Linked DNA regions of Homo sapiens: all the other regions are linked to region 3. Evidence: chromatin contacts called from ENCODE Hi-C or POLR2A ChIA-PET data. All regions are on one chromosome and are shown on one strand. Each heading gives the region's core, a stretch centred on a gene start or an enhancer-like site at or near the end of the contact. The rest is flanking DNA. Distances are from core to core; before and after follow the strand shown.

What was found. A loop is a pair of places that touch in the nucleus more often than their neighbours do. ChIA-PET counts read pairs that join two places held with the same protein, here RNA polymerase II (POLR2A). Pooled maps may share reads with other maps.
Region 1: a map of mammary epithelial cell shows a loop between it and region 3 (3-fold over the local background). The contact joins the enhancer-like site here to the promoter of LINC02278 in region 3. A Hi-C loop is called at or near these places in 1 of 168 maps with a recorded cell type or tissue (mammary epithelial cell) and 4 of 50 pooled maps. POLR2A ChIA-PET finds 5 or more read pairs at or near these places in 1 of 52 experiments (BJ).
Region 2: a loop to region 3 is called in a pooled map, with 12 times the contacts of the local background. The contact joins the enhancer-like site here to the promoter of LINC02278 in region 3. A Hi-C loop is called at or near these places in 3 of 168 maps with a recorded cell type or tissue (dorsolateral prefrontal cortex, mammary epithelial cell and psoas muscle), 1 of 37 single-sample maps with no recorded cell type and 10 of 50 pooled maps. POLR2A ChIA-PET finds 5 or more read pairs at or near these places in 1 of 52 experiments (activated T-cell).

What each region holds. Positions count from the first base shown.
Region 1 is chr4:38,060,813-38,063,538 of GRCh38, forward strand. The region is part of intron 14 of TBC1D1 (TBC1 domain family member 1); the gene reads left to right. Among named protein-coding and RNA genes, the nearest start is that of PTTG2, 100 kb to the left of the region's middle. Within about 2 kb of position 1,371, at least 12 of the 41 ENCODE cell types and tissues checked have a DNase peak (open chromatin) inside an H3K27ac peak, as active enhancers do.
Region 2 is chr4:38,175,633-38,178,353 of GRCh38, forward strand. No RefSeq gene overlaps it. Among named protein-coding and RNA genes, the nearest start is that of LINC02513, 190 kb to the right of the region's middle. RefSeq lists an enhancer at 1,932-2,201. Within about 2 kb of position 1,464, at least 22 of the 41 ENCODE cell types and tissues checked have a DNase peak (open chromatin) inside an H3K27ac peak, as active enhancers do; they include dorsolateral prefrontal cortex, where a contact is called at or near this core.
Region 3 is chr4:38,562,690-38,565,389 of GRCh38, forward strand. It overlaps LINC02278 (long intergenic non-protein coding RNA 2278), which reads left to right and starts at 1,314. Exons shown (of 3, transcript NR_146991.1): 1 at 1,314-1,427.

The sequences.
Region 1 (2,726 bases), core at 121-2,620, 500 kb before region 3:
CAGTAGGTCCGGGTGGGTTCTGAAGTTCTAACAAGCTCCCCAGTGAGGCTGATGTTTCAGGTCCACTGTGAGGAGGCAGGGCTTAGAATAAACAACCGTGGGAAATCCAGTCCAGATCTTTGATGCATCCTAGGTTAGGCCTGTCTGTCAGGCTGCCCTGGGTCTCTAGTGATGGACTCCAGGAGTCTCTCAAGTCTCAAATAAGTCTGAGTCATCAGGGATATTTTTTGAGAAGAGTTGTGCTGTCTGAAGAAGCAAAGAGTGAGTGTGATGGGGAAAATGCAGTGATTAAAAACATGGTAAGGTTTAAAGAAAGATTTGACCATATGCCAGGTGAACCCAAATGTATGGTGCTTTGCGTCTTTCCTGCCCTTTGGTTTTCCAGGGAGGCAAGGCCTTATCTCTTATGGAGCACAGGAGACACAGTGTGGGCGTTTGTTTTCTCAGCCGTGGGCTCTAACCTAATTGTCAAGCCTACAAAAAAAAAATGCTGAAAATCAACTTCTGACTAGATATCTGGTAGTACATAATCTCCATAATTTTCTCTCTGGGTGTATTATGCAAAAGATAATCCTTTGTTATTAAGAAACAATTTTTAAGGCAACTCCCAACTTTGAAACGGGGAAAAATCATTTTATTTACCTCTATGTGCTAGGGAACAATATTAAATTTAGTTTTATACTTTTCCTTTAAGCATTTCAGATTATATTGTGCATTTCACCAACAATAGAAGCTTTCAGACTTTATATGTCTTGTAAAAAAAAGCCTAATATAGATAAGAATAATTTATTGATTTGAAACCCATTGTATAAGAAATAGTCCAGTGAAACTTAAGTTCAAAGTTTTTTTTGTCTTGTGGATGTAGCTATGTCAATATGCCTAGTTTATAGTAACATTAAGTCTAGTGGATTAGATATTAGATATCAATTGAGATGTAAGCAGTAATAAACAGTAATGCCTAAACTGAAGTATATAATCTGAATCTTTATGATGACCAATTTATATTATTGTGAAAAACTTAGGAACTGATTTGAAACATGATTTACATGTTTTACATGAAACATGATTTACATGTGTCATATATAGTTTTCAATAATTTACGTACCAGCAGGAAATTTTAGTGGATAAGTGGAATAAACTGCAGGTGAAACTTTGCTGGAAAATACAAGCATAGTGACATCTGTGCACCAAAAGCACCTGGGGAGATTTTTTAAAACATGGGCCAGACATGCCTTCCTGGCTGTCTCCCTCACTGTCAGTGAGTGTGGGGATGGGGTCTGGGCCTGAATTCTTTCTTTTTAGACTCCTCAGGATTCTGATTGCTGCCACGTTGAGAGGGTTGACCTCAATTCGGACCTCAGAGGGTGACTTGAGAAACTGTCACCACTTGGTGGCAGTGTTGCTCCCCGCATCTTGATTGCCCTTGTTTCTTTCCAATCCCGGAAAAGTGTGCTTGTTTTTTTTTTTTTCCCTGCGTGTTTTTGTTTTTGATCTTGCTATAATATTTATATTCCTTGCTCATTTGCAACTTATTTGAATGGAGAGCTACTTTCTGAAATCTAGATGTTTTTCTTTTTCTACAGGGTTTTAGGGCATGGGCAAAACACGGAAGAAAAAAGTTGTCTTCAGTTGGCAGAGACGTGGATTTTTAAGATTGTTCTTAATTTACTTTCTGTATAACTTTGCTTTTCTGTGGTGAACAAAGACCAGGTTCAAGATAAAATATTGCAAGCCAAGAATCTGATTGTTCATGGATTTCTATGGTTAAAGATACTTGATCACCTCCCCATCCGCCCCCTACCCCACCCACCCTGCGCCGCCCCCACACCCCATTGTGCTTCTTGGCTTGTCATTTCAAAAGTCAAGGAAGTCACAGTGAATGGCAAGATTTTACCTCGACTTGCTATTTTTGTGCCTGTTAACAATTGTGAGTTAACACTGACTGAGCTTTTCCTAGTGAACCTCCGGCGTTTAAACAGCCAGTCCATAACACTGTGTGAGGGCTGGAGCTAAGGTTATTGGTGACACAAGATAGCACCTGAGCCAGTGCTGCTTGGTAGGAGGGCTGAGGGGAAGAGGGCTGAGGGCTTGGATGCTGAGATGCTAGAGTCACATCGCCTGGATTTGAATCCCTGCCCTCCTGTTCTGATACCAGCTGACCCATGACGATGCTACAGCACCTGACAGCAGATTCCTCCTTAGGGCTGGTCTAACTCTAGAGTGTGTGCCTGTGTGCCTGCAGGAGAATGTCCAAAGTGAGTGATCTTGATCTGTTAACCTTTGAATTTTAACCTATACCAGGGAGCCATTGAAGAGTTTAAAGCAAGTGAATGACGAGTAGTTTGAAAATATTTCCAGGTGGATAGAATTTGTGGACATACATGAACATGAGCAGCCTCAAAATCAGGGCTGGGACTAGAGTGAGGCCAGCACGTGTCCAGGGTGCAAAATGTAAGGAGGCATTCACTTTCAGGGCCTGGCAGGTGTGGACCCTGAACTTCCAGGACCTTGAGAGTGAGTGTCTCCTAAGGATTACACCCTGGGGGCCTATTTGCCTCATCCTGGTCCCTGGTCCTCTGTGTACCCTATTGCCTGCTTCAGTAAACAGGCAGCCCTGCAAGGGAAGGAAGGGTTGGATCAGCTCTGAGGAGGGAGTTTTTTTAGAAGGATAGATTTGTTTTGTTTAAAAAACAGCTTTATTGAGATATAATTCACATCCTATACAG
Region 2 (2,721 bases), core at 214-2,713, 390 kb before region 3:
CCTCAGGTTTTTCCATGTGTAAAACAGAATAAAAACACTTTCCTTATAGGATTGGGGTGAGGATTAAATGTAAAATAAAGGGTCTGGCTTGTAGTAATGTTTTATAATTTTTTTAGTTTTTTGAGATAGGGTCTTATTCTGTTGCCCAGGCTAGAGTGCAGTGGCATAACCATGGCTCACTGCTGCCTTGACCTCCGGGGCTCAGCTGATCCTCCCACCTCAGCCTCCTGAGTAGCTGGAACTACAAGTGTGCACTATGATGCCTGGATAATTTTTTGTCTTTTTTTGTAGACATAGGATTTCACCTTGTTGCCGAGGCTGGGCTCAAATGATCCGCCTTAGCCTCCTGAAGTGCTGGGATTATAGGCATGAGCCACCACGCTCGGCCTATAAATGCTTTATATTTTTATATAATAAAAATGGCTCTAATTTGGCTTTAGACTTCGGTGGCTATTATCAATTAATCAGTATCTATTTTGTACTTAATAGGTACAAAAGGAAACAGAAATATCTAAAATCTGGGGTGACAGAAAAGAGATACATAGAACAGAAAACCACGTGATCAGGGCCAAGTGGCCCATTTCTACTAGATATCTGGAAGAGGGGAGACACATGAACTGGGTAAACATTTGAGGATGAAGAGTAAAGGGACTTCCCTTTTCTCAGCTCTAAATTTGAAATATTCCTCTCTCTTCCTATGTGGGTTTTTGTGTTCCTCAGAGGAGAGACCTAAATTCTGAGGCGTGGACAAGAGAAGGTCAAATTGCTGCTCACAAACAACGAATCAGGCTGGGTGCCGTGGCTCGCTCCTGTAATCTCAGCTCTTTGGAAGGCCAAGGCGGGAGGATCCCTTGAGGTCAGGAGTTGGAGGCTACAGTGAGCTACAACGGTGTTCCTGCACCCTAGCCTGGATGACAGAGTAAGACCCTGTCTCTAAAATAAATAAAAATAGGCCGGGCGTGGTGGCTCACCCCTGTAATCCCAGCACTTTGGGAGGCCGAGGCGGGCAGATCACGAGGTCAGGAGATCGAGACCATCCTGGCTAACACGGTGAAACCCCGTCTCTACTAAAATAAGTACAAAAAATTAGCCGGGCATGGTGGCCGGTGCCTGCAGTCCCAGCTACTCGGGAGGCTGAGGCAGGAGAATGGTGTGAACCCGGGAGGCGGAGCTCACAGTGAGCCGAGATCGCGCCACTGCACACCAGCCTGGGCGACAGAGCAAGACTCTGTCTCAAAATAAAATAAAATAAATAAATAAATAAATAAAAATAAAAATAAAAACAAAACCAAACCCCAATGAATCAAAGCCTTAGGTCCTTTCTGGATTTACCTGTATTAAAAAAATTGTTTCCTTTGCCTGTTAAGGAGAGCCACTGAGAAGCAGTGTGAGGGGTTCCGTTGCTTCTGCACCTTCCTGACTGCGGTGGGCAGAGTGTCAGGAAACCCTGCAGGCCAGGCCACACCACCAGGAGAAACCAAAACAGAACAAGAAACCGCGTGCAGCAGAACACGGAAAAGTCCTTTGTTGTTTAAAGTTTTTATCTTGCTTGTGGCAAGTCTGACGATTCAGCAACCACCACAGCTGCATTGGGCTGAGAGTTTCCTTGTAGGTCTTTTCTCCAAAGCCGGAACAATAGCAGGGGGTTAGTCCTTCCCTCTGCCCAGCTCACGTTCCAGTTTCTGAAATGGGTTTGGGACAAGCAGAGCTTGGAGCAGCCGCCCTGAGGTTTTTATCAGACTAATTCAAGTGAGAGGAGGCAGAGTAAAACTAGCTGTTTAGGTTCATGGGTGATGCATTTCTGGGCATGAACTTCAGCTCTCTGTATCCTGATGTTGAAATAAGTTGAAAGAGTCAACAGGTTTCCCATTACTTGGTTAATGGGAATTAACCAAGTTCCCATAGTAATGGGGACCCTTAGTATGGTTAATGACAAAGGATCATGAAGATTGAGGTTTCCAGACCTTGCTAGGGATACAGTGAGGATCTCCCAGCCACCATACTTTCTCTCCTGTGAATCCCCCCAATCACTTGTCTCCCTACTGTGTGCTCTGAGCACAGGTGACGGGGACCCTAAACCAGGGAGCAGCAAAAGGAGGGAAAAGGAAAAGCAAGGCGACGTGGCACGCCTGTGGCAATACCTGCCAAGTGACGTGGGGGTGCTACATGTTCTCAGAACACAGCTGCGGCATGGCTGGCAGCTGGCCTGGGTGTGGCTCTTGAGGGGAGCTGCTGGGCTCGGTGCCGCTGGTGTCTGTTGCAACCTCACTTTCCTTATCTGGGAAATGAAGGCATTGGGGGTGGTGGGGGAGTCTGTCTGCTCTGTCCGTCAATCGTTATTACTGAGGCTCACACATTGTTGAAAAAGTCAAAGAATGTTTTAGGAAAACACATTTTGTAGGTATTTGTTCATTCATTCATGGATTGATTTATCCTCTCACTGAAACTTTGTTTTTACACACTGACTCTGTGCTAGGTACTGAGGGTACCAAAACCAATAAGACTGGATTTCCTGTGCTCCTGGGCTCACAGTCTTGTGAGGAAGATAGATACATATGCAGATCATTCCAGAAAAACAATCTGCTTAATAACAGAAGTGTGTGTACTGTGTTCAGCCCTGCCTGGTAGTGTTGAGAAGGCTGACACGAGGGCCAGGTCTTGCAGGAAGAGTAAGGATGCCCAGATGGTGAAAGCATATTTCAGAGGAAAGTCTAGAGCTTG
Region 3 (2,700 bases), core at 64-2,563:
GCCCAACCAGGAAGACAGAAATCATTCCGAATATTTAAAACAGAGGAAAGTTAATGCAATGAGATGAAAGAAACTTAAAAGCCAAACAAGGGATGGTGAGGCAATCCAGAGACCAGCAGCAGCAGGAAGTTGCCGCCACTCCTAGGCTGGAGGGACAAAGGGAGGAGGTGATGCTAGCAGAGCCCAGGGACTGGGATTACCCAGAGGAAGCTGGAACCATGACAGACTTCCTGTGCAAACTGGAGTCGTGGAAGAGAGGGAGCAGCTGCCAGAGATACTACCCCAGGACAGAGGGAGAGGGAAAAATACCCTGACGTCTTCCTTCCTCCTGCTCATCAAACTCCCACCAGAGCCTCCCATTAGCCAAACTCAGCTAGAAGCCAGCTAACACAGGGCCCTGAGAACTGCAGCCGGGAGGGGTCAAGCCCCTCCCACAATACAGAACAGGGGAAGGAAGGGTGAGGATCTCACATCACACAGTCCAGAACCAGCTATATTTGCATGACAAATGTCATACATGTTCACTGTGGAAGTTTCAGAAAATACAGATATGCAAAAATAAAAAGGTAAAAATCATGTTCTATTAGTTCTGAAGAGGTAAGATCCAATCAGCCAGTCCCAGGGTACTGCTGAATGCTACCTGTTTCTCATTAATGATTGAGCAAGCCATGTTCTAGTCTTCTCCCTATCAATAGGCCAAGCACTCTAGCAGTTTGACATTTTGTTATACACACTCTGAGAAATTCAATTTCTCCCTTCTATTAAGTCAAAAGTAAAAAAACCAAAACCAAAAAAAAAAAAACCCCAGATTTTAGAAAGGTTGTTAAGAAAAACTTTATTTCTTCTAGGAACCTGTTTTTGCTTTTTTTCCCAGGTAACATGTGCCATATGATTTATCAGGTTTTCTCTTTTTGCCCAGGCTACTAGGAAACTCAGAGATACATCTCATGCTCCAGACCAGCAACTTTAACCCTTTGGGTAGGCGTGTGCTTCTTCCCTCTTCTGCATGTTCCAAATTGTATTTTATCATATCAACTCTATTATGCATGTGTGTGTGTGTGTGAAGAAGACAGGGATGAATATAGCCACAGAAGGGAGAAGACCTTGAGTTATTGCCCCAGAGAGTTGCTGGGCATCACTTGCCCTGTCCAACTTTGTCCACTCTATGCCAGCTGCCCAGCACTGGGAGAGTCATCTGCCACAGTAGAACAGACTTTTCTGTCACCCTCCTCAACAGCAGATGGCCGCTCTGCACTCATCCGTGTCATACATCATTGCTGAGTGAGACACCACCAACCACTGTGCAAATCACTAAGCGTCTTTGCCTCCAACTCTGTGGTAGGCTGGGAATTATGCCTGCGCACTCAAATCCACTCTATTTCAATAATTTTTCAGCTAAGGGGGCTCAACTGAGCATCGTGACAATGGTAAGGGGTGGAGCTAGGGGCTGTCAGTGGGATTATGGTTAGATTTTTAATTAGATGGGGCATTTTAATTAGGTTGGGCAAAAGCTTTTTCAAGGAGGTGAAAGCATTGTCTCCTCCGGCGAGCACGTCTCTGGCTTATTTAGCTTCCTTGATTCACAAGTTAGTCCCTCTTGAAGTGTTTTTCTTGTACTTTGTTTATTTGAGGCTGATAGTCTGGGCATGGGGCCCAGTTTAATATAATTTTTACTGTTGCTACCACATCCCAAATTCTATTGAGATGGTTGTTATCATTGTTGTTAAGACACCTTACAGTGTCAATTACCAAGGCCAGGTGTACTCCCATACTCCCCCCACCCCAGCGCACCCCTTTTCTTTTCTTTTTTTTTTTTTGAGACGGAGTCTCGCTCTGTTGCCCAGGCTGGAGTGCAGTGGCGCGATCTCAGCTCACTGCAAGCTCCGCCTCCCGGGTTCACGCCATTCTCCTGCCTCAGCCTCCCGAGTAGCTGGGACTACAGGAATCCGCCACCACGCCCGGCTCATTTTTTGTATTTTTAGTAGAGACGGGGTTTCACCATGTTAGCCAGGATGGTCTCGATCTCCTGACTTCGTGATCCTCCCGCCTTGGCCTCCCAAAGTGCTGGGATTACAGACATGAGCCCCTCCGCCCGGCCCCCTTTTCTACTTCACCTATTAGAAATGAAGCTGATGCTTACTCCCGTGCCATTGAGACAATGTGCGTTTGTGACTCTGTAGCATAGCAAAGTAGATATTTGGTAATTATCTGGATAATTTGATTGCGATAGGGAAATAGTTCCAATCACTTAGGTCCTAGAGTTTATCTGTGAGTCTAAAGAACATGAAATCTCCCCCCACATTGCTTATAATTTCCTCTGAGTTCTATAAATACATAGGATGCTTTTACAGCAAATTTCCCTCCCTAATTATGTTTTACATAATCTAATACATTCATATTAGTTTGCCTCCTCTAAGCATATAGCAGCCAAAAGATACCTTGGCTGGAAGGCTAGAGAGGGAAACTGACCACAGTGCATCATCAGTGTAGAGTTAACAGCTGACAATAATAATATAGATTCAGCACTGACAAAAGAAAGGAAATAGTGCAACATTTGGTTTGAAAAGTGTGTGTGTGTGTGCGCGCGCGTGCGTGTGTCTGTGTGTGTTCCAGTGTTCCATTTGGGTCAGACCCTTAGCATGACTTTAGAATGCAGGCGTTTAAGGTGAGGGATTGTAATAATAACCCACTTCAGGAGTG